Linked DNA regions of Homo sapiens: region 1 is linked to region 2. The links are chromatin loops, found by intact Hi-C in ENCODE. Cell type or tissue: HCT116. All regions are shown on one strand. Links, peaks and the distances in the headings refer to the core of each region. The heading gives the core; the rest is flanking DNA. Region 1 overlaps OTOF (otoferlin). Region 2 has its middle 27 kb from the start of GAREM2.

Region 1 (8,965 bases), core at 816-8,815, 320 kb before region 2:
AGCTGGGGGCGTGGTCCTTAGGGGGTTTCCCTGTCTCCCCAGATCATGGCAAACAACTCATGGGGAAAGAGACCCTGTCCCTGGGCTCCCCAGTGTGTGACCTGTGACCCCCATTCCCCAGATTGGACCAGCAGGGAAGGCTGACCTGCCCCCCATCAATGGCCCGGTGGACGTGGACCGAGGTCCCATCATGCCCGTGCCCATGGGCATCCGGCCCGTGCTCAGCAAGTACCGAGTGGAGGTGCGAGGGCTCTGTGTGGCCCTTCCCTTTTGGATGAGGAGTCTGAGGACCCAGGAGGGGAAGTGGCTTGTCATCCCCCTCCCACCACCATCACCAGGAGCCAGCAGCAGACCCAGGCTCCTGCCCCAGCCCAGGGCCTGCCCCCATCTGCACCAAGTCGCACTCCCATGTCCCAGGACCATGCCCAGCCCTCCTGTCTGCACCCCTGACCCTGCACCCCTTCTCCGGGCAGCCCCACCCTCATCCCTGGAGAACGCCTGCCCCTCCTCTGCTCTCCTGGCCCTGCTCCCACCCTTTGAAATCTGGGGTGAACTACTGCCCATCCCACTGCCCGGTTCCCTATTGGATGGTCCAGCACCCCCATGGCTGGCTCCCTTGACTAAGGGGCTCTCTTCTCTGCACCCACCCTCCAACCTCTCCCAGGTGCTGTTCTGGGGCCTACGGGACCTAAAGCGGGTGAACCTGGCCCAGGTGGACCGGCCACGGGTGGACATCGAGTGTGCAGGGAAGGGGGTGCAGTCGTCCCTGATCCACAATTATAAGAAGAACCCCAACTTCAACACCCTCGTCAAGTGGTTTGAAGTGGTGAGTGCAGGCCCTGGCGGAGGACATCCTGTGGCCAGTGTGGCTCCACTCAGCCAGCCGGCTTCCTCTGCCCCTTCTTGGAGGCTCAGGCTCCTGTCGCCAACACCCCAGGACCTCCCAGAGAACGAGCTGCTGCACCCGCCCTTGAACATCCGTGTGGTGGACTGCCGGGCCTTCGGTCGCTACACACTGGTGGGCTCCCATGCCGTCAGCTCCCTGCGACGCTTCATCTACCGGCCCCCAGACCGCTCGGCCCCCAGCTGGAACACCACGGGTATGGCCACATCCACCCTGCCACCAAGCCTGGCTCCACGCCCCCCAGGGAAGGGCTCCAGGTCTCCGCCCAGTCCAAGCCGCGACCAGAGTTTGCTCTTTGGGGCCGAGGGGGTGGGCATAGAAGAAGGTCACCCTGGTGGCCAAGGAAGGCTGCCCAAGGTGACGCCAGCTCTACAGCCAGAGAGGGCAGAACTGGAGACAGCCTGGGGGGGCCTGAGGGCAGAAAGCCCCTTGCGCTGGTTGATGGAGAAGACCCAGGCCTCCCCGCCACCTCCCTCCCACCGGCCTCCGCAGCTTCCCCTTATCTCGGGCTCTCTTCTTCCCTCCCCATGCCCATATTTTCTCCCTTGACTGCCTGTCCCCCTCTCCCTCAGAAAGTTCCAGAATCAGCTTTAGTTCTCCGCACCTTCCTGCCCCGCCAATCTCACTGTTCCTCTTGCTCCTTCCTCTGCCTGTCTGTCCATCTATCCATCTGTCCAGTCAGGCTTCTCCGGCGCTGCCGTGTGCTGTGCAATGGGGGCTCCTCCTCTCACTCCACAGGGGAGGTTGTGGTGACTATGGAGCCAGAGGTACCCATCAAGAAACTGGAGACCATGGTGAAGCTGGACGCGGTAAGGCGGGTGGGGTCAGCCCCCTGCTGGCTGGGAACATGCAACTTCGTGTGACACATCCTGTGAACCAGACTATCTGCCCCGAGAGAAAAGGACACTAAGAGCCTCCTTTGGCATGTGACTGTCGGGGGCTGAGCTTGATTGTGTGTCCAAACAGCTCCCTCCTAATACTATCCTGGAATGCACACGCGTGCGTGTGGTATGTAAATGTGCATGTGTGTGCGCATGTGTGTGGTGTGCATATGTGCATGTGTGTGTGCATGCATGTGATGTATGTGCATTTGTGCGTGCATGCGTATGTGTGGTGTGCATATGTGCATCGTGCATGTATGCATGTGGTGTATGTGCATGTGTGTGTGCATGTATGTGGGGTATGTGCATATGCACGTGCGTGCGTGTGGTGTGCACATGTGCATGCATGTGTGGTGTATGTTCATATGCACGTGCATGCATGCATGTGGTATGAGCATGTGCATGTATGTGTGCATGCGTATGGTGTGCATATGTGCATGTGGTGTGTGCATATGTGTGTGCATGTGGTGTGTAAATGCATATGTGCATGTGTGCAGTGTGCATGCATGCGGGTGGTAGGTAAATGTGCATGAGTGTGGTATATATGCATATATGTGTGCATGTGCGCTTGTGTGCATATGTGCATGTGTGCATGTGGTATGTAAATGTGCATGTGTGCATGTGTGCATGTGGTGTATGTGCATATATGTGTGCATGCATGCTTGCGGTGTGCGTATGTGCACATGCGTGCATACATGTGGGTGTGTGCATGTGCACTGGCATGTGGTATGTGTGTATGAGAGACAGAGTGAGCCATCACAGTTTATTATAATCACCTGCTATAATTTTTACTCCAACAAATGACACCATAGGTAATGATTCCTTATGAGATCATCAGTGTCCTTTCCAAAGAGTCCCTGGTTTTCCATCCCAGCCATTCACAAATGACACTTCCCTGGCCTGGGTCAGAGGAGGATTTCCAGGTGGAAGCTCCTTATTCCTCCTGGCTTTGGGCCTAGGACTGTTCATCTGCCAGAGAGAGAACTGCCATCTGGGGGTTGGGTGTGGAAGTGGCGTACAAGCTGTAGACCCTACAGGGAAGGGCAGAACGTGGGCCAGCCTGGAACACAGCCCACTGTTCCTTTGGCCACCCAAAGAAACATCCTCACTCAGACCCTTTGCAGACTCACCAGTCAGAGTGCTCTTATTAATGCAAAGTTGGCCTTGCGGGCACAGGGGCTGCCAGCACACAGTAATTTCCATCTCGGCTCCTCCACACACCCTGTGCTAGGCCACTGCCTGCCACTCCAGGCCCCAGTGGCTGATTCTGCCCCTGTCTCCTTGGTTCCTCTGCAGACTTCTGAAGCTGTTGTCAAGGTGGATGTGGTGAGTGTGGGGGCCATGCAGGGGCTCTGGGGTGAGAGGGTCCTTTATTGGCAATGATGTCAGGCCAAAGGGTCCAGCATCAGGGACAGAGCCAGCCCCAGCCCCCGCATGCTTGGGCCAGCACACCTCCCCTAAGATGCAGTGGAAAAGAGCTGGGTGAGTGCAGGACTCGGTGCCAGTCCTGCTTGGGCGAGTGGATCGCACTGGCAGGTCACAACACTCTGTGGCCTGTGGCACCTTCTCCATAAAATAAGGCCCTGCCCCTTGGACATGGGTGGCCCCACAGAGCCTCATGGAGCCCAAGGCTTCCTGCTGACAGATGGCGGAATGGGTGGAGGCTCTCGGGATTGTCCAGGCAGGAGGAGTCCATGTAGGACTCTGGACCTGGCCAACCTGCAGGCTGAGGAGGAGAAGGAGAAGAAGAAGAAGAAGAAGGGCACTGCGGAGGAGCCAGAGGAGGAGGAGCCAGACGAGAGCATGCTGGACTGGTGGTCCAAGTACTTTGCCTCCATTGACACCATGAAGGAGGTGAGACCTCGGGTAGGGTGAGGGGAGGTGACCCCCTCCACACTCAGACCCTCCTGTCCAGCTTCTTTCCCACGGCCCCCAAGAGCTGGATCCCAACTCCATTCATGTGAGTTTGGGATGGTTTTGTCTCACATCCTTGAAATCCTAGCTCAGAACTCACCTTCCAAGATGATGGTCCCATCTACCTTCCCTGCTTGGTTTTCTTTTGTCCTCATTGACTCATTCCACAAATGCCTCTTGGGTATATGCGATGAGCCAGGCTCCATACTAGGTGCTATGGGAGCCAAAAGATGCCACACCTGCCCTGATGGGCCTCCGGTTTACTGGGCAAAATGGACATGTAAACAGAGACTTAGAGAGGACTATGTGATAACAAAGGCAAATCATGGCTTGGGGGAATCAGGGAAGGCGTCTCAGAGGAGGTGACCTTTGTGGAAAAGGAGAAACATGTTCTCAGAGGCCATAAGGGAACAACTGCTTATCAGTAGTCCTTACGACTCTTCTTCATAATGTTTTATTTTACACATCTTGGTCATCGGCACGTGAATGATTCTTCCCCTATTACACATATGTGGGTTCCATCTGTTTGGCCAGATTGCAAGTTCCAGAAAGCGCATTTCTCTGCTTTCTTGTTTGTGTCCTCTCCACGCTGCCTACCTAGCTCAGGGTGCTCTGACTGGCCACCTGACCAGGAGGGACACATGCCTGCAGTTGTGTTTCCTCAGTGGGGCCAGAGCTGATCCAGCCACATCCTCTCCCAGGCCCTTTCTGTGACCCAAGCTAGGTGTGATATTTATTAGAGCACACATTAAGCTGCTGTAGCAAGTTAGAGTGAAGTGAACAAGACAGCAGTTTATTTCTCACATAACATCTCAGAGAGTGGGGGTTAGGCTGGTATGGTGGCTCAGTGGTGTCAAGGACTAAGATCCTGACCTCTTGTTTGTCACATCTGTAAGGTTGGAGGTGACTCAACATCATGTTCTAATTCAAGTGCACAGGAAGGGTTAAAGAGGAGATGAGGCATATGCTTTTCTTTTTCAGGGCCCAATCCAGAAGCTGCACATATGACTTCCACTCACATTGATCAGAATCTAGTCCCTTAGCTACACTTATCTGCAAAGGAGGCTGGGAAATGTAATCTTTCACAAGGTGGCTGTGTGCTCAGCAAAACTTGTAAAAATAGGAGAACAGATCATTGAGGACAACTGGTAGTCTCGTCTCCCACCATCAAGTTGGCCAGGCTGGAGCTGCAAGAGGCTGCCTGTTGTCGTCTCTACTCCTGCAATTTTCACAGACTGCCACCAGGTGGCGGTGGCGACTTAGTTGAAACCTGGTTTCTAGTTTCTAGTAAGATTTATTCTCGTTTCCAGTAAGATGGGGTGTGCTGAGTGAAAGAAAATATAGTACATTTTCTTACTGTTATACTTTTGTACATTAAAACAATTTATTAATATCACTAAAAGCAACATTAAAATGCACTGTACTTTTTTAAGTAGAAAATGTAAATATTTATTGCAAGGTGTTATTTCTTTTTTTTTTAAATTATACTTTAAGTTCTAGGGTACATGTGCACAATGTGCAGGTTTGTTACATATGTATGCATGTGCCATGTTGGTGTGCTACACCCATTAACTCGTCATTTACAGTGGGTATTGCTCCTAATGCTATCCCTCCCCTCTCCCCCAGCACCACCACAGGCCCCGGTGTGTGATGTTCCCCTCCCTGTGTCCAAGTGTTCTCATTGTTCAGTTCCCTCCCATGAGTGAGAACATGCAGTGTTTGGTTTTCTGTCCTTGTGACAGTTTCTTCAGAATGATGGTTTCTGGCTTCATCCATGTCCCTGCAAAGGACATGAACTCATCCTTTTTTATGGCTGCATAGTATTCCATGGTGTATATGTGCCACAGATGCATAAACCCCTAAGTACCACTAGTCACACTGTACACATTATAAACTTTTTTTAACCCACTTAAGCAGAGCACATGGTGGACTTGAAATGCAGTAGGGAAGATTTTCTACTTCTAGTGCATTAAGACTGGTCTGGGCCCACAATTTGGGGTCAACAGACTCCTCCCCAGGAAACCCACCTTCTGTCCTTTTCATCTCATCTTTTGGCAGCAACTTCGACAACAAGAGCCCTCTGGAATTGACTTGGAGGAGAAGGAGGAAGTGGACAATACCGAGGGTGAGCCCTGGAACCTGGAACTCTGCCTCCTCCTCCCCGCCCCTGGGTGGTCAGCTCTCCTGCCCACCTCATCACCTGCTTCTCTTTTCCCTCCTGCCAGCCCTCCCAGCCTTAGTAGCCAGGGAAGCAGCATCAGTAATCCATGGGCAGTACTGGGCAGGCTAAGGCCCTTGTCCAGGGAGGCTTTTACTCTGACCAGTTCAGCACCCACAGTGATGGGCAGACATTTAGAGCCACAGAACATCAGAGCTAGAAGGGACCTCAGAGCTCATTCCATCCAGCATTTTCCAGACTCTTTTCCATGAAGAAAATTGATGGATGTTCTAGAAGGAACAAATTAGTTTTGGTCAAATTAGTTTAGGAAAAGCTGATTGAAACAGCTTGTTTTGGTGCAGGACTTTTCATACCCTTTACTGTGCAAATGTTATTATACATCTCTAAAAGGAAGACACAGTATAAAATATTTCCCCAGCTTATTGGATCACAGTACCCTTTCTTCTAAAGCATGCCAGCAGCATCTGCACCAGGTGCTCCACTGAATGAGGTTTGGGAAATGCTAATACAGAGTGTTATTATTATGGACAAGAAGAGGGAAGCTAGTGAGGAAAGTGAGTGGGCAAGGAACTGCGCAGCAACAGGCCTCCACCCCCAAACCCATGCTCCTTCCTGCCCCTCTCTTCCAAAGGGCATGAAGACAGTCTTCAGACACCTTCCCGGGCATAAACCCACTGGGGCCCCCAGCACCTCCATGAGGCGGGCATGCTAGGGAGTATTATCTGCATTTGACAGCACATGGACATCCGAGAGTTAAGTTAGTAAAGCAAATTAGCGACAGAGCTGGGTCTCGAATCCAGGCCTTCCTGCTCTGCTCATTTCTGCTCCACCTCCTTTTCTGCTTCTGGCCAGGCCTGAAGGGGTCAATGAAGGGCAAGGAGAAGGCAAGGGCTGCCAAAGAGGAGAAGAAGAAGAAAACTCAGAGCTCTGGCTCTGGCCAGGGGTCCGAGGCCCCCGAGAAGAAGAAACCCAAGATTGATGAGCTTAAGGTGAGAGCCTAGGAGCAGACCCTTCTAGGGTGTGTGGGGGCGGGAAGAGGGGGGCGCAGTGATCCTGCAGGTGGGGCAGGACAAAAGCCAGAGACCAGGCAGCCGCCCCCTAACAGCCTGGTCTGTCTCAGGTATACCCCAAAGAGCTGGAGTCCGAGTTTGATAACTTTGAGGACTGGCTGCACACTTTCAACTTGCTTCGGGGCAAGACCGGGGATGATGAGGATGGCTCCACCGAGGAGGAGCGCATTGTGGGACGCTTCAAGGTCAGGCCAGGAGCACGGGCCCAGCCTGAGCACCCGCCAGCCCTTGCCCCCCCCACAGGTTCCCCCACTCACCTCCCACCACTGCCCCGGCCACTGCCTCCAGAAGCCCTGGACTCTCCCATGACTCAGCAGTTAAAGGGTGAAGGCCCTGCCACATCAGGGTCCAGCCCTCCTGGTGCTGTTAGCTATTTTGAATGCCACCCTTGCCAGGCAAACCTACACCCTGACCCACATTTGTCTTGCCCAGGGCTCCCTCTGCGTGTACAAAGTGCCACTCCCAGAGGACGTGTCCCGGGAAGCCGGCTACGACTCCACCTACGGCATGTTCCAGGGCATCCCGAGCAATGACCCCATCAATGTGCTGGTCCGAGTCTATGTGGTCCGGGTGAGACTCCCGTCGCTTTCCCTCCTTGCAAGTCTCCTCATCCTCCCATCTGGGAGAGAGCAAAGAAGCTGCATACTGGCCAGGTGCAATGGTTTACGCCTGTAATCCCAGCACTTTGGGAGGCCAAGGCAGGAGGATCACCTGAGGTCAGGAGTTCGAGACCAGCCTGGCCAACATGGTTAAACCCCGTCTCTACTAAAAATACAAAAATTAGCCAGGCACAGTGCCACGCACCTGTAATCCCAGCTACTGAGGAGGCTGAGGCAGGAAAATCGCTTGAACCTGGGAGGTGGAGCTTGCAGTGAGCTGAGATCACGTCATTGCACTCCAGCCTGGGAGACAGAGCGAGACTCTGTCTCAAAGGAAAAAAAAAAGAAGAAGAAGCTGCATACTGACAGCCCCAGACTGGGAGGCACCAGGGAGATCATTTGGTCTAGTCTTTATCTTTTCTAGAGGAAGAAGTCAACGCCCAGAGAGGGGTAGCCACTTGCCTAGGGTCACACAGCAAGCCTCCTGAGGGGTCCAGTGCTCCTGCCCCTGCCCTTCACTGTCATAGGACCCTCAGGCAGCCTGGCAGGGGCACTGAAGATGAGCAGGGCATGGGAGCCTGCTCAGGCAGCCCTTCTCCCCATTCCAGGCCACGGACCTGCACCCTGCTGACATCAACGGCAAAGCTGACCCCTACATCGCCATCCGGCTAGGCAAGACTGACATCCGCGACAAGGAGAACTACATCTCCAAGCAGCTCAACCCTGTCTTTGGGAAGTAAGGCTTCTTGGTGCCCTCCCCTGCCACACCCCTACTTCTCCAACCCAGAACACCTCCCACCCTAGCCAATCCTTAAGCCCTTCTCCTAACTCCACCCCACCAGGTCCTTTGACATCGAGGCCTCCTTCCCCATGGAATCCATGCTGACGGTGGCTGTGTATGACTGGGACCTGGTGGGCACTGATGACCTCATTGGGGAAACCAAGATCGACCTGGAGAACCGCTTCTACAGCAAGCACCGCGCCACCTGCGGCATCGCCCAGACCTACTCCACGTATGTGGGGCATGGGGCAGAGGGCGGGGGCAGTGTGCCTGCTTTGCCTCCACTCTAAAATGAGATTCAGATCCTGGTGATTTGAGAGGTTAGACATTGTGGTTTCTGTCCCAGGCCAGGCCTCTGCCCCTACAGTCCCTGGGCACAGTCTTCAGGGGACAGGACTGCAGATCCCAAAACAAGGAGAGGGACAGTGGATTCCAGGACAGAGGAGGCAGGACGAGGAGAGACAAGTGGGCTAGGGAAGGTGGGGGCTAGCAAGAGGAGGACAGAAAGAGTCCCCTGGGGATCTGGGCCAGCTCTGCCACTTATAGGCTGTGTGACCCTGGCCAAGTCCCTTCACCTCTCTGGTTTTCAGTTTCCTCATGGGAGTCTCTGAGGTTCCAGAGGAGTGGGCACAGTGAG
Region 2 (16,319 bases), core at 4,532-12,531:
ATGAATATGGGATGTCTTTCCATTTATTTGTCTTTTTAAATTTCTTTCAGCAATGCTTTGTAGTATTCAGTTACAAGTCTTTCACCTCCTTGGTTAAGTTTATTCCTAAGTATTTTATTATTTTTGATGCTATTGTAAATTGTTTTGTTTTCTTAATTTCCTATTCAGATTATTCATTGTTAGCATATAGAAATACAAATGACTATTTTGTATACAAGTGTTTATTTTGTATCCTGCAACTTTACTGAATTTGTACGTTAGCTCTAACAGTTATTTTGTTAGAATCTTTTGTGGAATCTTTAGGGTTTTCCACATTTAAGAGCATGTCATCTGTGAATAAAGATAATTTTACTTCTTCCTTTCTAATTTGGATGCCTTTTATTTCTTTTCTTGTCTAATTGCTCTGGCTAGGACTTCCAGTACTATGTTGAATAGAAGAAGCCAAAGTGGGCATCTTTGCCTTATTCCAGATCTTAAATTTTCCTTTAAGAAAAGGAAAGCTTTTCCATTTTCATTTTTTTTTTTTTTACCTTTGAGTATGCTGTTAGCTGTGGGCTTTTCGTATATGACCTTTAATGTGTTGAGAAAACTTCTTTTTTTTTTTTTTTTTTTTGATACAGAGTCTTACTCTGTTGCCCAGGCTGGAATGCAATGGCACAATCTCGGCTCACTGCAACCTCCGCCTCCCAGGTTCAAGTGATTCTCCTACCTCAGCCTCCTGAGTAGCTGGGATTACAGGCATGTACCACCATGCCCGGCTAATTTTTTGTATTTAGTAGAGATGGAGTTTCACCATGTTGGTCAGGCTGGTCTCAAACTCCTGACCTCAGGTGATCCACCCACCTCAGCCTTCCAAAGTGCTGGGATTACAGGCATGAGCCACCGCACCCAGCCAGTAATTTCTTTATAATCCTAGTTTGTAGGGTGTTTTTTTATCATGAAAGGGTGTTGAATTTTGTCAAGTGCTTTTTCTGCAACAATTATGATGATCATGTGATTGTTGTCCTTCATTCTGTGTATTACATTTATTGATTTTTGTGTGCTGAACCATCCTTGCATCCCAGGGCTAAATCCCACTTGGTCATGATGTATGAACTTTTTGTGTGCTGTTGAATTCAGTTTGCTAAGATTTTGTTGAAGATTTTTGCATCAATATTCATCGAGGATATTGGTCTGTAGTTTTCTCATAGGATCCTTGTCTGCCTTTGGTATCAGGATAATGCTGGCCTAATAAAATGAGACTGAAAATGTTCCTTTTTCTTTAATTTTTTTTGGCAGAGTTTGAGAATTGTTAATTCTACTTTAAATGTTTTGTAGAATTCTCCAGTGAGGCCATCCAGTCCAGGGCTTTTCTTTTTTGGGAGGCTTTTGATCACTAATTCAATGTCTTTACTACTTAGAGGTCTGTTTGGATTTCTATTTTTTCATTATTTAGTCATGCTGCTTATATGTTTCTAGGAATTTATCCATTTCTTCTAAGTTTTCCAGTTTGTTGACATATAATTATTCATCATAGTCTCTTTAATCCTTTCCATTTCTGTGGCATCATTTATGAAGTCTCCTTTCATTTCTAATTTTAGTTATTATTTCAGTCTTTTTTTTTTCTTAATCTAGCTAAGGGTTTGTCTTTTGCTGTTATTTTCAAAAAACCAACTCTTAGTTTTGTTGATTTTCTTTCTATTGTCTCCCTACACTCTATTTTGTTTATTTCCACTCTAATCTTTACCATTTCTCTCCTTCTGTTAACTTTGGGTTTAATTTGTTCTTTTTCTAGTTCATTGAGGTGTAAAATTAAATTGCTGATTTGAGATCTTTCTTCATTTTTAAATATAGGCATTTACAACTATAGATTTCCCTGTTTGCACTGCTTTTCCTGTATCCCATAAGTTTTAGTATGTTGCATTTTAGTTTTTATTTATCTCAAGGAATTTTCTAATTTCACCTGTGATTTCTTCTTTGACTAATTAGTTATTTCCACATATGTTATGTAATTTCCACATACTTGTAAATTTTCCAGTTTTCTTTCTGCTATTGATTTCTACTTTCTATTGTGGTCATAGAAGATACTTTTTATGATTTTAATCTTTTAAAACTTATTGGGACCTGTTTAGTGTAACCCTGTTTTATAAATGTCCATAGTCTCTTCTGGTTTTTCTTTATGTGAACATTTAATACTATAATATTATGGGAAATTAAATGTTGATAAAACATTTAGTTCTGAAAAAAGAAATTATAAACTCTAATCAGTTGTATATAATATACTTTTGTATGGTTCAGGGTAAAGTTCCATATCCAGTGATAATATAGTACATGGACTTTTTTTTTTTTTTTTTTGAAACAAGGTCTCACTCTGTCGCCCAGGCTGGAGTGCAGTGGTGTGATCATAGGTTACTGCGGCTTCAAACTCCTGGGATCAAGTGACCCTTCTATTTCAACCTCCCAAGTAGCTGGGACTACAGGCAAGCACCACAATGCCCGGCTAATTCTTTAATTTTTTTTTTTTTTTTGAGGTAGAGTCTCACTCTGTCGCCCAGGCTGGACTGCAGTGGTGCAATCTCGGCTCATTGCAACCTCTGCCTCCCCGGTTCAAGTGATTCTCCTGCCTCACCCTCCCGAGTAGCTGGGATTACAAGTGCATACCACCATGCCCTGCTAATTGTTGTATTTTTTGTGGAGATAGGGTTTCACCATGTTGGCCATGCTGGTCTCAAACTCCTGACCTCAAGTAATCCACCTGCCTCAGCCTCCCAAAGTGCTGGGATTACAGGCGTGAGCCACCGCACCTGGCCAGTTTTTTTTATTTTTAAACCAAAAAACATTTTTTCATTAAAAAAAAGTATGTATTCACTTGAACCCAGGAGGCAGAGGTTGCAGTGAGCCAAGATCTGGCCACTGCACTCCAGCCTGGGTGACAGAGTGAGACTCCGTCTCAAAAATAAAAATAAAATTATAAAATAAGATAATAACATAAAAATAAAAATAGAAAAGTATTTAAGGCCAGGCGTAGTAGCTCATGCCTGTAATTCCAGCACTTTGGGAGGTCAAGGTGGGTGAGGATCACTTGAGGTCAGGAGTTCAAGACCAGCCTGGCCAACATGGTGAAACACCATCTCTACTAAAAATACAGAAGTGAGCCAGGTGTGGTGGCTGGCACCTGTAATTCCAGCTACTCCGGAGGCTAAGCCAGGAGACTAGCTTGAACCTGGGAGGTGGGTGTTGCAGTGAGCCAAGATCGGGCCATTGCACTCCAGCCTGGGTGACAGAGCAAGACTCTGTCTCCAAAAAAACAAAAACAAACAAACAAACAAAAAAAGTATTTAGAACACATAAAACAAGGCCACATTTATTCTTTTTTCTCGTCTCTTGGTATGGGATCTGTTGGTGGCTCTTCCACTGTTGGCTGTTACTCTCCAAGCCAGTGTTACTATCACTGGTTCCTTCTCTGCCATACAGTCGACCCCTCCTACCCACTCTCCTTGTCCTCAGGAGTAGACATGCCTTCTTCACTGTTCCGTTGGCTCTTCTTCAGAGTGTGTCTCCTCTGTCTCCCTTGGAAGGTTCGTGTCGTCTTTCTTTTCCTCGCCTTTGTTGCCCGCTTGCTCTTCCTCAGGAACGAGGCTGCTCTGACTGGCTCAGCTTGCACTGCCGCCTCCTCCCTTTCCTCCTGCCTTTTGCGGCCCTGTTTCTCTGCCTGTGCAATCTCAGCTACAGTTTTCTCCATATCCAGTTCTACCTTCAGACCGCACAACCTTTTAAGTTCACTGTTAAATGAAGCCGTGCTTTCCAGGAATTTCCTCTTCTTCTTCTGATGCCGTTCCTCTATTTGAAGAAGTTCAGCTTCTAGTTTTCGCTGATGAACCATTAAGGACTGGACCTGTCGCTTGAGGACCTGCATGCTAGCTGTTGTGACAGCGGACGGAATGTCTGGCACCACACTGTCACTAAGGATTTCACTGATGCGGCCATGATTTCTCTGGAAACGGGCGGTGTCCGTATGCTCCATTGAAAAGCCATTGTCAGCCCAGCACGGTGGCTCACGCCCATAATTCCAGCGCTCTGGGAGGCCGAGGCAGGTGGATCACAAGGTCAGGATCAGCCTGGCCAACATCGTGAAACCCCATCTCTACTAAAGATTAAAAAAAAATTAGCCAGGCGTGGTGGTGCGTGCCTGTAATCTCAGCTACTGGGGAGGCTGAGGCAGTAGAATCGCTTGAACCCAGGAGGCGGAGGTTGCAGTGAGCTGAGATCACGCCACTGCACTCCAGCCTGAGCGACAGAGCGAGACTCTGTCTCAAAAAAAAAAAAAAAAAAGAAATGAAAAGCCATCGTCACAATCATCTGGATCTTCAGCAAGCTGAATGCTCACGTCAGGTTCTCCTCTCTTCATGCGAGACTGCCTCTGTCCACTTTCTTCCTCTAAAGCAGCTTCTGCATGACTTTTTGCAGCATTTATGTAAGCAAGGTTCGTGTGGAATTAGAGGTCTTCATAGATTCATTGTACTCTATCTTTTCTACTTTGTATTTGTTTATTCTTGTTTCTCTTCATCAGTGAGATCTCCCCACATGCCATCAATAAGCTTGCCAATCTCCCACAACTTTAGGTCAGGGTTGGAAGCCTTTACTTGGTCCCAGACCTTTCTGCTGTACCTCATGTAGCACATCAGCGGCTTATCTGGTGGCTTTGGGGGTTTTGGAATCATAATACCAAAGGACGCTGGGACCCGGCTATTGGTGCCTGGGTTGCCTCCCAGCCTGTAGTTGTTGTAGGTGAGATGACTGTAAGGATTGTATCCCACAAACCCTGGTGTACTGGACATTTGTGTTGCAGGAGCTGGGGTGGGAGTTGGGGCATAAGATGGTCTTTTTGACATTTTGGAAGATTAAGTTCTCAGTTCCTTAAGAATGAATCTGAGACTTCATGGGCAGAAAAAGTGCCCCAAGCCCTGGCTTCACTTCCCTTTATCCCATGCATGCCCACCCCTCCAATTTTTTAATTTTTTGTAGAAATGGGACTTCACTGTTGCCTCAGCTGGTCTCGAATTCCTGGGCTCAAGTGATCCTCCCACTTCAGCCTCCCAACGTGCTGAATTACAGGCACCAGCCACTGAGCCCAGCCCACTTCCTATATTATGTCCTAAAGTGGGTTTTTTGTTTGTTTGTTTGTTTGTTTACTACAAATAGCCCCTTCACTTTCAGGACTCAGACAAGCACCTTTGGGACACTAGGAATCCCTCCATGACCCTAAGAAAATGCTGCAAAAATGTTAGTTTTATTCTCCTCTCTTCACTGTAGATTTCCCAGTAGGAAGTAGGGGCACAAGAGATCAGGTTTATTCATTCAACAAATAGCATCGTTCATGCAGTGGGTGCTGTTCTAGGTGCTGAAGACAGAGCCATGAATAAGACAGAAAGAGCCCCTGCCCACTTGGAGCTTCTATCCTAGCAGAGACAGGCAATAAACAAATGAACAGTAAATGTTAATATGTCAGGTGGTGGAAAGAGCTGTGGAGGAAAAAAGAAAGCCAAGTGAAAAGGATAGCGAATTCAGGACTGGGAGAGGTGTTGTTCCTGTCCTATGCAATGTGGCCAGGGAAGGTCTCAATGACAAGGGGACATTTGAGCAGAGACCACAAAGAGGTGTCTGTAATCCCAGCACTTTGGGAAGCCGAGGCAGGCGGATCACCTGAGCTCAGGAGTTTGAGACCAGCCTGGCCAACATGGTGAAACCCCATCTCTACCAAAAAATACAAAAATTAGCCGGACATGGTGGTATGTGCCTGTAATCCCAGCTACTCAGGAGGCTGAGGCAGGAGAATCCCTTGAACCTGGGAGGTGGAGGTTGAAATGAGCTGAGATCACGCCACTGCATTCCAGCCGAGGCGTCAGAGTGAGACTCCGTCTCAAAAAAAAAAAAAGCCTGTGGGCAAGGCAGATCTATTAGGGTCTGTATACATAAAGATGTGTACATATATGTATGGTTTTTTATATGTCAACAATAAAAACAAAACAAAAATGATTTGTAAGTGACCTGTTTCTCCTTCAGATTATCTTTGCTTTCTTGAGGACTTGATTATGCATTCAAAATTATACTGATGTTGTATTTCTAAGGTATCTGTAGTGGAGGAGGGGCGCTCAGGTGCTCAGGTTAGCTGGTCTACTTTAGCACCCGGCTTAAAGCACAAATGGGAAGCTTGATCTGCTCTCCTTCATGCATTCATTCATTCACTCATCTAACTATGCATATATATATATATATATACACACACACACACACACACACACACATATATATTTTGAGATAGGGTCTGCACTCTGTTGCTCAGGCTGGAGTGCACTTGTGTGATCATGGCTCACTGCAGTCTCGACCTCCAGACTTAAGTGATCCTCCCACCTTAGCACCTCAAGTTAGGACCACAGGCACATAGCACCACACCCAGCTAATTTTTTATTTTTTGTAAAGATGGACTCTCCCTATGTTGCCTAGGCTGGTCTCAAACTCAGGGGCTCAAGAGATCCTTCTGCTTTGGCCTCCAAAAGGGCTGGAATTACAGGTGTGAGCCACTATGCCTGGCCTCATTTAACAATATTTCTTGGGCACCTACTATGTGCCAGGAATAGTCAGGCACTGGGGATCCTGTGTGAGGCAGGACAGATTTTATCCTAGCTCTCAGAGAGCTGCTCCCAGCAGAGAGAAAGGTTTTGTTTTTTATCCTCATGATTTTGCACTGTCCCTCAGCTATATCACCCACCTATCAATATTATTTCTTCCACTGGTTTTCCTGGAGACTGTCTTCCTGCTCCCCTCTGGGTAGGTTGCTTCCAAGTCCAACTACATAGCCCCTCCAGGACTGGCCCACACTTGAGTCCCTGTTTTCTGAGTCTCCGGCTTTTCTTTTCCTTGGTGTACTCTTTCCTTTTCCTAGAGTAGATTCCTGAGAAGGACAGCAAGGGAAAAAAACATTTACCTGTTTGCATATCTGAATATGTCATTTATTTTGCCTTTACATTTGACAAGTAAGTTCCTTTTCTATTTTTGTATTTTCTCTCTGATAATTACTTTATGTCTTAGTCTGTTTTGTGCTGCTATAACAGAATACTATAGACTGGCTAATTTATAAAGAACAGAAATTTATTTCCCCCACTTTTTTTTTTTTTTTTTTTTTTAATGAGACAGAGTCTTGCTCTGTTGCCCAGGCTGGAGTGCAGTGGCTTGATCTCAGCTCACTGCAACCTCCGCCTCCTGGATTCAAGTGATTCTTCTGCCTCAGCCTCCAGAGTAGCCTCCCGAGTAGCTGGGACTATAAATATGTGCTACGACATCCAGCTAATTTTTGTATTTTTAGTAGAGACGGGGTTTCACTATGTTGGCCAGGCTGGTCTCAAACTCCTGTCCTCAAGTGATCTGCCTGCCTGGGCCTCCCAAAGTGCTGGGATTACAGGCAGGAGCCACTGTGCCTGGCCTATTCTTCTCTTGAATCATTTTATTTCAGTGGATAGTTTTTATTTTAGAGATCATTTTTTCATTATTTGTTCTTTTTTATAGCATCCTATTCTTAATTTATGGATCCCATGTCATTCAAAAATATTGCTTAAAGTGAGTTTGGGGTTTTTCTTTGGTTTTCCTTACCTTTTTTCCCCTGAAGTCTCCTTTTTATGTTTGTTAGTTGTTTTACTGTCTCTTTTATGTCAACATGAAGAACTGAATATCTGACTCAATCTGGGTGTCAGGTATGTGGATTGTTATTTTTATTTATTTTATTTATTTTTATTATTATTATTTTTTGAGACGTTGTTGCTCTGTTGCCAGGCTGGAGTGCAGTGGCACAATCTCAGCTCACTGCAACCTCCACCTCCTGGGTTCAAGCAATTCTCCTACCTCAGTTTCCTGAGTGGCTGGGATTATAGGTGTGTGCAACCATGCCCGGCTATTTTTTTCTGTAGATTGTTATTAATTTTCCTATACTTTTCTTTATGTTGACTGATTTCGTATATACGGTTTTGGTAGATTGGAAACTTTGTATGTGTTTATATGTCCTCAGAACTGGAGGAATCTGCTATAAGGGGCCTTTTTGTTGGTGAACTTCCATGTGACAGAAGGACTTCCTAATCTTCTGCCTGAGTACATGTATTTGGCTGCTAAAATTCTGGGAAAGGGAAGGAAGAATGAAGGAAAGAAGCTTAGGAGCCCATTATTCAAGACAGGCGTCCACTTCATTCCTTGTTTTTGATACTATGACTCACCTCCACCTCTCTCTGGGCCTGGTGGCCTCACATCTGAAGCCTCTATAGTTTCATTTCTGCAAATAATAAGGCTTGAAGAGGGGTGACAGCAACTCCTGGCTGTGAGGGGTGGGAAGGGACACTTGGGATCCGTTATTTCCTTGCTCCATTTTTAGCCCATTGCCATATGCCTCAGTTGTCCATGGTAACTGGTACCTATAAATCCTGGAACTCTTGGGATCCCATCAGAGAAAATATACCCACTTCTTATCGACATCCCCCTTTGAAAACAATGAGGTTGTAACTTATGCTCCACGTCAGTTAGCTCTGTTTTCCATCTTCCATTTTTTAAAGACTAATATTTACATACATAAAAATTTTAATTCTCACTTGCTGATGTCTCTTGCTCCCTAATTTTTATCTTTGTAGGTTTATACTTTTAAAATTCCGTGTCTGCCATGCTGGTGGGGGTAGGGAGAGATCATTTAATTTTGTGTGGCTATATATTACCCTAAAATCTTGATGGGCTTTTGAGAAATCTCTCATGGCACACTGAAGAAATGCAGTTTCCAGCATTGGTCACACGGTGGCGGAGCGACCCTACGTTTAATTTATAGTTTCTCCATGCAAGCCCCACTGCCAACCCCACAAGAGTTGGGGTATTGGAGTCCTGGCTAATCCAGCAAGGTGGACTACAGAATTGTAGAATATTTCCATTGAACTGTTGGAGAGCTTTCGAGTCCATCTCCTTTAGAGACAAGGAAATGATTCACAGGAGTCAACTAATGTATCCAATACCCGGAAGTAGTAAGAATAAATTTGAACTTTAAATTTTTTTTTTTTTTTTTGAGGCGGAGTCTCACTCTGTTGCCTAGGCTGGAGTGCAGTGGTGTGATCTCGGCTCACTGCAACCTCCGCTTCCCAGGATCAAGTGATTCTCCTGCCTCAGCCTCCTGAGTAGCTGGGATTACAGGCATGCGTTCCCATGCCTGGCTAATTTTTGTATTTTTAGTAGAGACGGGGTTTCACCATGTTGGTCAGGCTGGTCTCAAACTCCTGACATTGTGATCCTCCCACCTCAGCTTCCCAAAGTGCTGAGATTACAGGCATGAGCCACCAGGCCCCGCCTTTTTTCTTTTTCTTTCTTTCTTTTTTTTTTTTTGAGACAGTCTTGCTCTGTTGCCCAGGCTGGAGTGCAGTGGCATGATCTCGGCTTACTAATACCTATCTCAGGTTCAAGTGATTCTCCTGCCTCAGCCTCCCAAGTAGCTGGGATTACAGGCACGTGCCACCACACCAGGCTAATTTTTATATTTTTAGTAGATGCAGGGTTTCACCATGTTGGCCAGGCTTGTCTCAAACTCCTGACCTCAAGTGATCCACCAGACTCGGCCTCCCAAGTGCTGGGATTACAGGCGTGAGCCACTGTGCCCAGACTAAAAGTTATAATTGAAGTTGCCTTTGAATCAAGATGGGACTGTGAATGTATGGAAGTGGGGGTGGGGAAAAGGAGGCCGCTGCATCCCCTGCTTGAATGTGATGGGAGAGGGAAGCTGAAGGAACGTCACCGGTTCACTCACTGCATGTTCTGAGCACCTGCTGCGTGGACAGCAATGCAATAAGATTTGTGAAAACACAAAAAGGACTAGAGTCCCTGCCCACCACTCGCTCACAATCCATTAAAGAGATAAGCCAGTTAACCACAAACAAGGAAGTAGGCAATAAATGCCCAACGGAAAAGCAGGCCAAATGTATTCTTCTCGGGATTTAGAAGAGAAAGGCAACTGCTCTGCTCAGAAGTGGGGAATATACCTGCTGGTGGGATTCGGGCTGGCCTTGGGAAAATAGCATAGGGCCACCTTTCTCAAATTGTAATTTGTGTGAGACTCCTCTGGGGCTTTTGTGTAATCATAGATGTGAATTGTGCAGAGCAGCTGCAGTTCTCAGAAGCTCCCAGGTGATTCCCATGCAGGTGATCTGAAGAACACACTTTGAGTAGCAAGGGTATGGGAACTGGTTCATGAACTTGGCTGCACATGGGAATCACATAGGAAGTTAAAAACGAACAAAAAGCCACTATCATCTCAGGAATTCTGGGGTGCAACCTTGGCATTAGTTTGTTTGCTTATTGTGTAAAGAAAGTGTCTCACTATACCCTCAGGCTGGTCTTGAACCCCTGGCCTCAAGCAGTCCTCCCATCTCGGCTTCCCAAAGTGCTGGGACTCCAGGCATGAACCACTGCACAGAGCCAGTGCTTGTATTTCTAAAAGCACTCCCCTAATGTGCAGTAAAGTTTGCACACCACTGGCATAGTAGATATTTGTCACTCTTTTTGCCCATCCAGTTACCTAAATCCCCCATCTTAGAGTCAGAGGCCACCTCCCACTATTGAAGCTGAAAACAAGAGATTCTCCCTTTTCCCCACTTCCCTGGCACCTGGGGCAGGGGCATGTATTTTGGGCTTCACCAACCAATAACCATCCAGACTGTGAACAAGAAGCCACTGAAACAAAGCAGAATCCATACAGTATCCATCCACCTTTGCAGGAGTTTTGGCACTGGCGGCAGCCAGTTTTCAGAGGCAGCAGGGACAATTCTTGGGGCGTGATGTCTGTGTTGATCAGCAGTGACTACAGGGCCTTAGCAGACCAATTCTTTTAAGTCTAATTTTGAGCACTGGTCTTGATGCACAATCTTTTTTGTTGTTGTTTTGGAGGGCACACCCGGATCTTGGTGCACAGCCTTTAAGACTGGTTCTATGGTCTTAGAGACTAGGAGCTACCCAGTATAACCGTAGACACACACGTTCACAGCCCTTTAGGGCTAAACTTATAATACATTTTTTTTTTTCGAGATGGGGGTCTCACTTTATCAACCAGGCTGGAGTGTGGAGTGGAGTGCAGTGGTGTAATCTTGGCTAACTATAGCCTCAACCTCCAGGACTCAACTGATCCTCCCACCTCAGTCTCCCAGGCAGCTGAGACCACAGATGCACACCACCATGCCTGGCTAATTTTTGTTATTTTTTGTAGAGACAGATTTTCGTCATGTTGCCCAGGCTGGTCTAGAACTATTGAGCTCAGGCAATCCACCCACCTCAGCCTCCCAAAGTGCTGAGATTACAGGCATGAGCCACCACGCCCAGCCCTTATAATACAAATTTTAAAACTTAATAAAACAAATGGGTAGATTAATAAATTGTTATAAGGCAAACCCCCTTGCAACCAATATCCATGTGAAAAGATTTTGCTATCCTAGGAACCCTCTGCTAAGAATATCCCTATCCTGGCCGGGCACAGTGGCTCCCGCCTGTAATCCCAGCACTTTGGGAGGCTGAGTGGGAGGCCGATTACCTGAGGTCAGGAGTTCGAGACCAGTCCGGGCAACATGGTGAAATGTCATCGCTGCTAAAAATATAAAAATTAGCCAGGCGTGGTGGTGGGTGCCTGTAATCCCAGCTACTGGGGAGGCTGAGGCATGAGAATCACTTGAAACTGGGAGGCAGAAGTTGCAGTGAGCCGAGATCATGCCATTGCACTCCAGCCTGGGTGACAGGGCGAGACTCTGTCTCAAAATAGTAATAATAATAATATCCCTATCCTGACTTCTAGGATAATGATTTTCTTAATTTACATTAGTATATTATGCTGTACTTTCCTAAACGCACTATAGTTCAGCTTTGCCTGCTTTTCTCTCTCTACCTATTGAAATTGAATTTTGAAGAGGCTGAAGCAATTGTCCTGTAAAGTTTACGGTCTGGATTTTGTTGATTGATTTAGTATAACATGTTCTGTGCTCGTTTTTCCTATAAATTAGCAGTTGGCTCTAAACTACAGATCTGATCTTTTGATCAGGCATGGCCTCCTCATAAGCATGGTGCTCTTGGTCAGAAGGAACATAAATGTCTGTTTTGTTGGATCTTTTTGTGATGTTAGTAGCCATCGACCGTTGCCTAGATCCATGAATTCATCAGAGGTTGTGAGATAAGACTCTATTACTTCTTCTTTTTGGTTGTTGTTGGAATACTTCTGTACAGAGAAACTTCATCTTGTTGACTATTCAGTTACGCAGTGGTATAGTTCATATAAGGAAGGTAAGATTAATTATTGATTCTTTTACTTACCACCAGAGGAGTTGTAGGGGGAGGGAAGAGCTATTTCCCTGGCATTCTCCAATAGTGACCAATTAGGGGTGTGTGCATGTGTGTTTGGTATCATCATAAACTCATGGATTTACACATATTCAACAGGTTCAGACTGTCCCATCTTTAGCCAGAGTGAGCATCTTCAAGTTAACTCCCAAGCCATCTTGATAACATCCCTAGATTTTGAGTTTGAGATCTGATGTAATCAGCTATTTCAGGCTCATTTTACCCCTTTCCTGACACAAACTTGGAATCTGCCATTTCAAGAAGCCCTGGTTTCAGAGGAGGGAGGGTGCACAGTCTCAGCCCAGAGCTTCAAAACAGCCCGGCGGCCTTGCCTCGCACCCCAGCCGGTCCATCGGTCCAGCAGCCTGCGTAGCGGCCAGCGCCGGCACATCCCGCTCTGGGCTTTAAACGTGACCCCTCGCCTCGCCCTGCCCTATGAAAATGTTGGTGCTTCTTACTTTCACCGTCGCCTTCCACATCACCTCTGCGGCCTTGCTGTTCATCGCCACCATCGACAATGCCTGGTGGGTAGGAAATGAGTTTTTTGCAGATGTCTGGAGAATATGTACCAAAAACACGAAGTGTACAGTAATCAATGACAGCTTTAAAGAGTACTCCATGGGCCGGGCGCGGTGGCTCACCCCTGTAATCCCAGCACTTTGGGAGGCCGAGGCATGCGGATTATGAGGTCAGGAGATAGAGACCAGCCTAGCCAACATAATGAAACTCCGTCTCTACTAAAAATACAAAAATTAGCCGGGCGTGGTGGTGCGTGCCTGTAATCCCAGCTACTCAGGAGGCTTGAGGCAGGAGAATCGCTTGAACCAGGGATTTGGAGGTTGCATTGAGCCAAGATTGCGCCACAGCACTCCAGCCTGGCGACAGAGCGAGACTCCGTCTCAAAAAAAAGAAAAAAAAAAAAGAGTACCCCACTCCGCGGCCGGGCATGGTAGCTCACGCCTTGTAATCCTAGCACTTTGGTAGGCTGAGGCGGGGGGTTCACCTGAGGTCGGGAGTTTGAGACCAGCCTCACCAACATGGAGAAACCCCATCTCTACTAAAAATACAAAATTAGTCGGGTGTGGTGGCACACACCTGTAGTCCCAGCTACTCGGGAGGCTGAGGCAGGAGAATCGCTTGAACCCGAGAGGCGGAGGTTGCAGTGAGCCGAGATCGCGCCACTGCACTCCAGCCTGGGCAACAAGAGCGAAACTCGTCTCAAAAAAAAAAAAAAAAAAAAAAAAAAAAAAAAAGTACACCATGCTACAATGTCATATCTGTGCCTCATGATTGCAGCCTCCATTTATACAGACAGGCGCGATGAAACAACGGATTTCTATTACCTGACCAAAGAAGGCAGCTATGGCTACTCCTACATCCTGGCGTGGGTGGCCTTCGCCTTCACCTTCATCAGCAGCATGATGTACCTGATAACTGAGGAAGCCGAATAGAGTTCCAGAGCTGGGTTGCTTTTGCTGCAGTATAAAATCCACATTCAGACAACCATTTTGTATATAATCTTTTTTTTTTTTAGGTTTTTCTAGCAAATGAATTGTTTCCTTTAAAAGTAAAAAAGAAAAAAAAAAAAAGCCCTGTTTCTTAAAGTGGGAGAAGGGACTTTCTTAGAGCCTACTGTAGTACTGTAATAACCTTCAGTTTATTGTGGGTCTCTCTTGCTCACTTGCTATTGGTAGTGTGCACACCCCTTCCAGTTCCAGCCACTGCTCTCAAGCTGGCTTGCAGCCTTCAAGTACCTGCTGGCTATCTGGAGCTCCCAGACCAATCAGATGCCCCATTGCTTCCCTTTGCTTTCTTCTGCGCGAGATGCTGAGGGGTAATATAAAGCAGAAACAGTAGTAAATGAAGTATACTTCGAGGGTATTACTCTTTGTTAGAAGGTGCCAAGGTTGGGCTAAATGGTCACACAACCACTCCAGACTCTTCCTGCTGTCTCTGCCACCTGTTCATTACCCCAGGCCCTCCTGAGAACTGTGATAAGGTGAAGTGAACACAGGAGGGACAGTGGTGTTGGCCTGGTTTCAAAATCCGACTCCAGCACCAACTGGCTGTGCAACCTTAAGCAAATGACTTAATCTGAGGCCGTTTCTTCTTGGGTACTAATTCACAAGGACGTTGAAGACCTAACCCAAAGTACCTAGAGCAGTGCCAAAAAAGCACCTAGCAGGCTCACCAGAAATACACCGCGCCCCCATTCACACACTACCTTTGCCTTCAACCCTGCATTTCCCTCTGCCATTTTAGCCCGGTCTTATTGAAACCCTGATTAACACGACTTCCCATGTGACCTCTAGAACCCTTGTTTCTCCTATTCAAATCCATCTAAACTTGCTTTCCACAAACACACTGCTCTCGCCACTCTCGAGTTTACCATGACTCCCCAGGGCCTGTCATTGTCTAGTCTCTGTGGTCTCTTCTTACAATGACCTCCCCATCTGCCCTAGCCAGTGAATCGACATTTCGAAGAACCAATTAATGTCCCTCCTCCCCCCAAAAGCAATCCCATTCTCACCAACTGAACTTGATATATTAATACAGCAATTAAAATCCAGATTACAATTATTTGGCTCTTGTATATGCTTAACTTGATGAATTACTTTTGTTTTCTAAACTAGACCATCGATTTAAGGGGGGAGACCATATCCTATTTCCCTACACCAATCTTGTTTGTTTTTTTTTTTTTTTTTTTTTTTTTTGAGACAGAGTCTTGTTCTGTCACCCAGGCTGGAGTGCAGTGGCATGATTTCGGCTCACTGCAACCTCTGCCTCCCGGATTCAAGCGATTCTCCTGCCTCAGCCTCCCAAGTAGTTGGGATTACAGGCATGTGTCACCATGCCCGGCTAATTTTTGTATTTTTAGTAGAGACAGGGTTTCACCATGTTGGCCAGGCTGGTCTCGAAGTCCTGACCTCAGGTGATCCACCCGCCTTGGCCTTCCAAAGTGTTGGGATTATAGGCGTGAGCCACTGCACCCAGCAAAGGCAGAATTGTAGGTCCCAACAAAACAAGTATGTTGGGGGGAAGGAATAGAACATTAAAAACACTCCATGTGATTCTTAAAATCACTGCATCTGAGAAAAACTCTACATATACTTTCAGCAGAGACAATCTTGTCAACAAATATTTATCTTTATTATTGACTAATAAAGCCTGAATATAGGATCAAACATTTCTTTTCCCTACACATAAAGACAAGGCTGTTGCTATGTATAACAAAAGCAGGAAATACTGTTTTTTGTTTTTTTTTTTTTGAGAAGGAGTCTTGCTCTATAGCCCAGGCTGGAGTGCTGTGGTGCGATCTCGGCTCACTGCAACCTCTGCCTCCTGGGTTCAAGTGATTCTCCTGCCTCAGCCTCCCAAGTAGCTGGGATTACAGGTATGCGCCACCACGCCCGGCTTTTAGTATTTTTAGTAGAGACGGGGTTTCATCATGTTGGCCAGGCTGGTCTTGAACTCCTGACCTCAGGTGATCCACCCGCCTCGGCCTCCCAAAGTGCTGGGATTACAGGCGTGAGCCACAGCGCCCAGCCAATACTTTTTTTTTTTTTTTTTTTTTTTTGAGACGGAGTCTTGCTCTGTCGCCCAGGCTGGAGTGCAGTGGCGCTATCTCGGCTCACTGCAGCCTCCTCCTCCTCCTCCCGGGTTCACGCCATTCTCCTGCCTCAGCCTCCCGAGTAGCTGGGACTACAGGCGCCCGCCACCACGCCCGGCTAATTTTTTTGTATTTTTAATAGAGACGGGGTTTTACCACGTTAGCCAGGATGGTCTCCATCTCCTGACTTCGTGATCCGTCCGCCTTGACCTCCCAAAGTGCTGGGATTACAGGCATGAGCCACCGCACCTGGCCAATACTTTGTTTCTTAGTAAGAGGCCAGCTGCTGCTAAAACAAGGATTTACCCTCCAGTATGAGGAGCCCAGCTTGGTCCCCCTG

What was found. Peaks named below come from ENCODE experiments on the same cell type or tissue, not always from the same donor. Only the 100,000 strongest peaks of a DNase experiment are listed, where the experiment ranks them.
Region 1: a loop joins it to region 2, with 6 times the contacts of the local background. A loop is called at or near these places in 2 of 110 quality-filtered maps.

What each region holds. Positions count from the first base shown.
Region 1 is chr2:26,465,267-26,474,231 of GRCh38, reverse strand. OTOF (otoferlin) reads left to right here. Exons shown (of 47, transcript NM_194248.3): 27 at 122-241; 28 at 665-826; 29 at 938-1,100; 30 at 1,583-1,713; 31 at 3,082-3,111; 32 at 3,511-3,639; 33 at 5,758-5,824; 34 at 6,731-6,867; 35 at 6,999-7,133; 36 at 7,381-7,518; 37 at 8,156-8,283; 38 at 8,390-8,560. Among named protein-coding and RNA genes, the nearest start is that of DRC1, 68 kb to the right of the region's middle. In HCT116, for the core only: CTCF peaks have their summits at 1,722 (motif pointing left) and 4,932 (motif pointing right); a DNase peak (open chromatin) is centred at 4,951.
Region 2 is chr2:26,137,756-26,154,074 of GRCh38, reverse strand. It overlaps the pseudogene EMP2P1 and the pseudogene SMARCE1P6. Among named protein-coding and RNA genes, the nearest start is that of GAREM2, 27 kb to the left of the region's middle. In HCT116, for the core only: a CTCF peak has its summit at 8,796; a DNase peak (open chromatin) is centred at 8,834.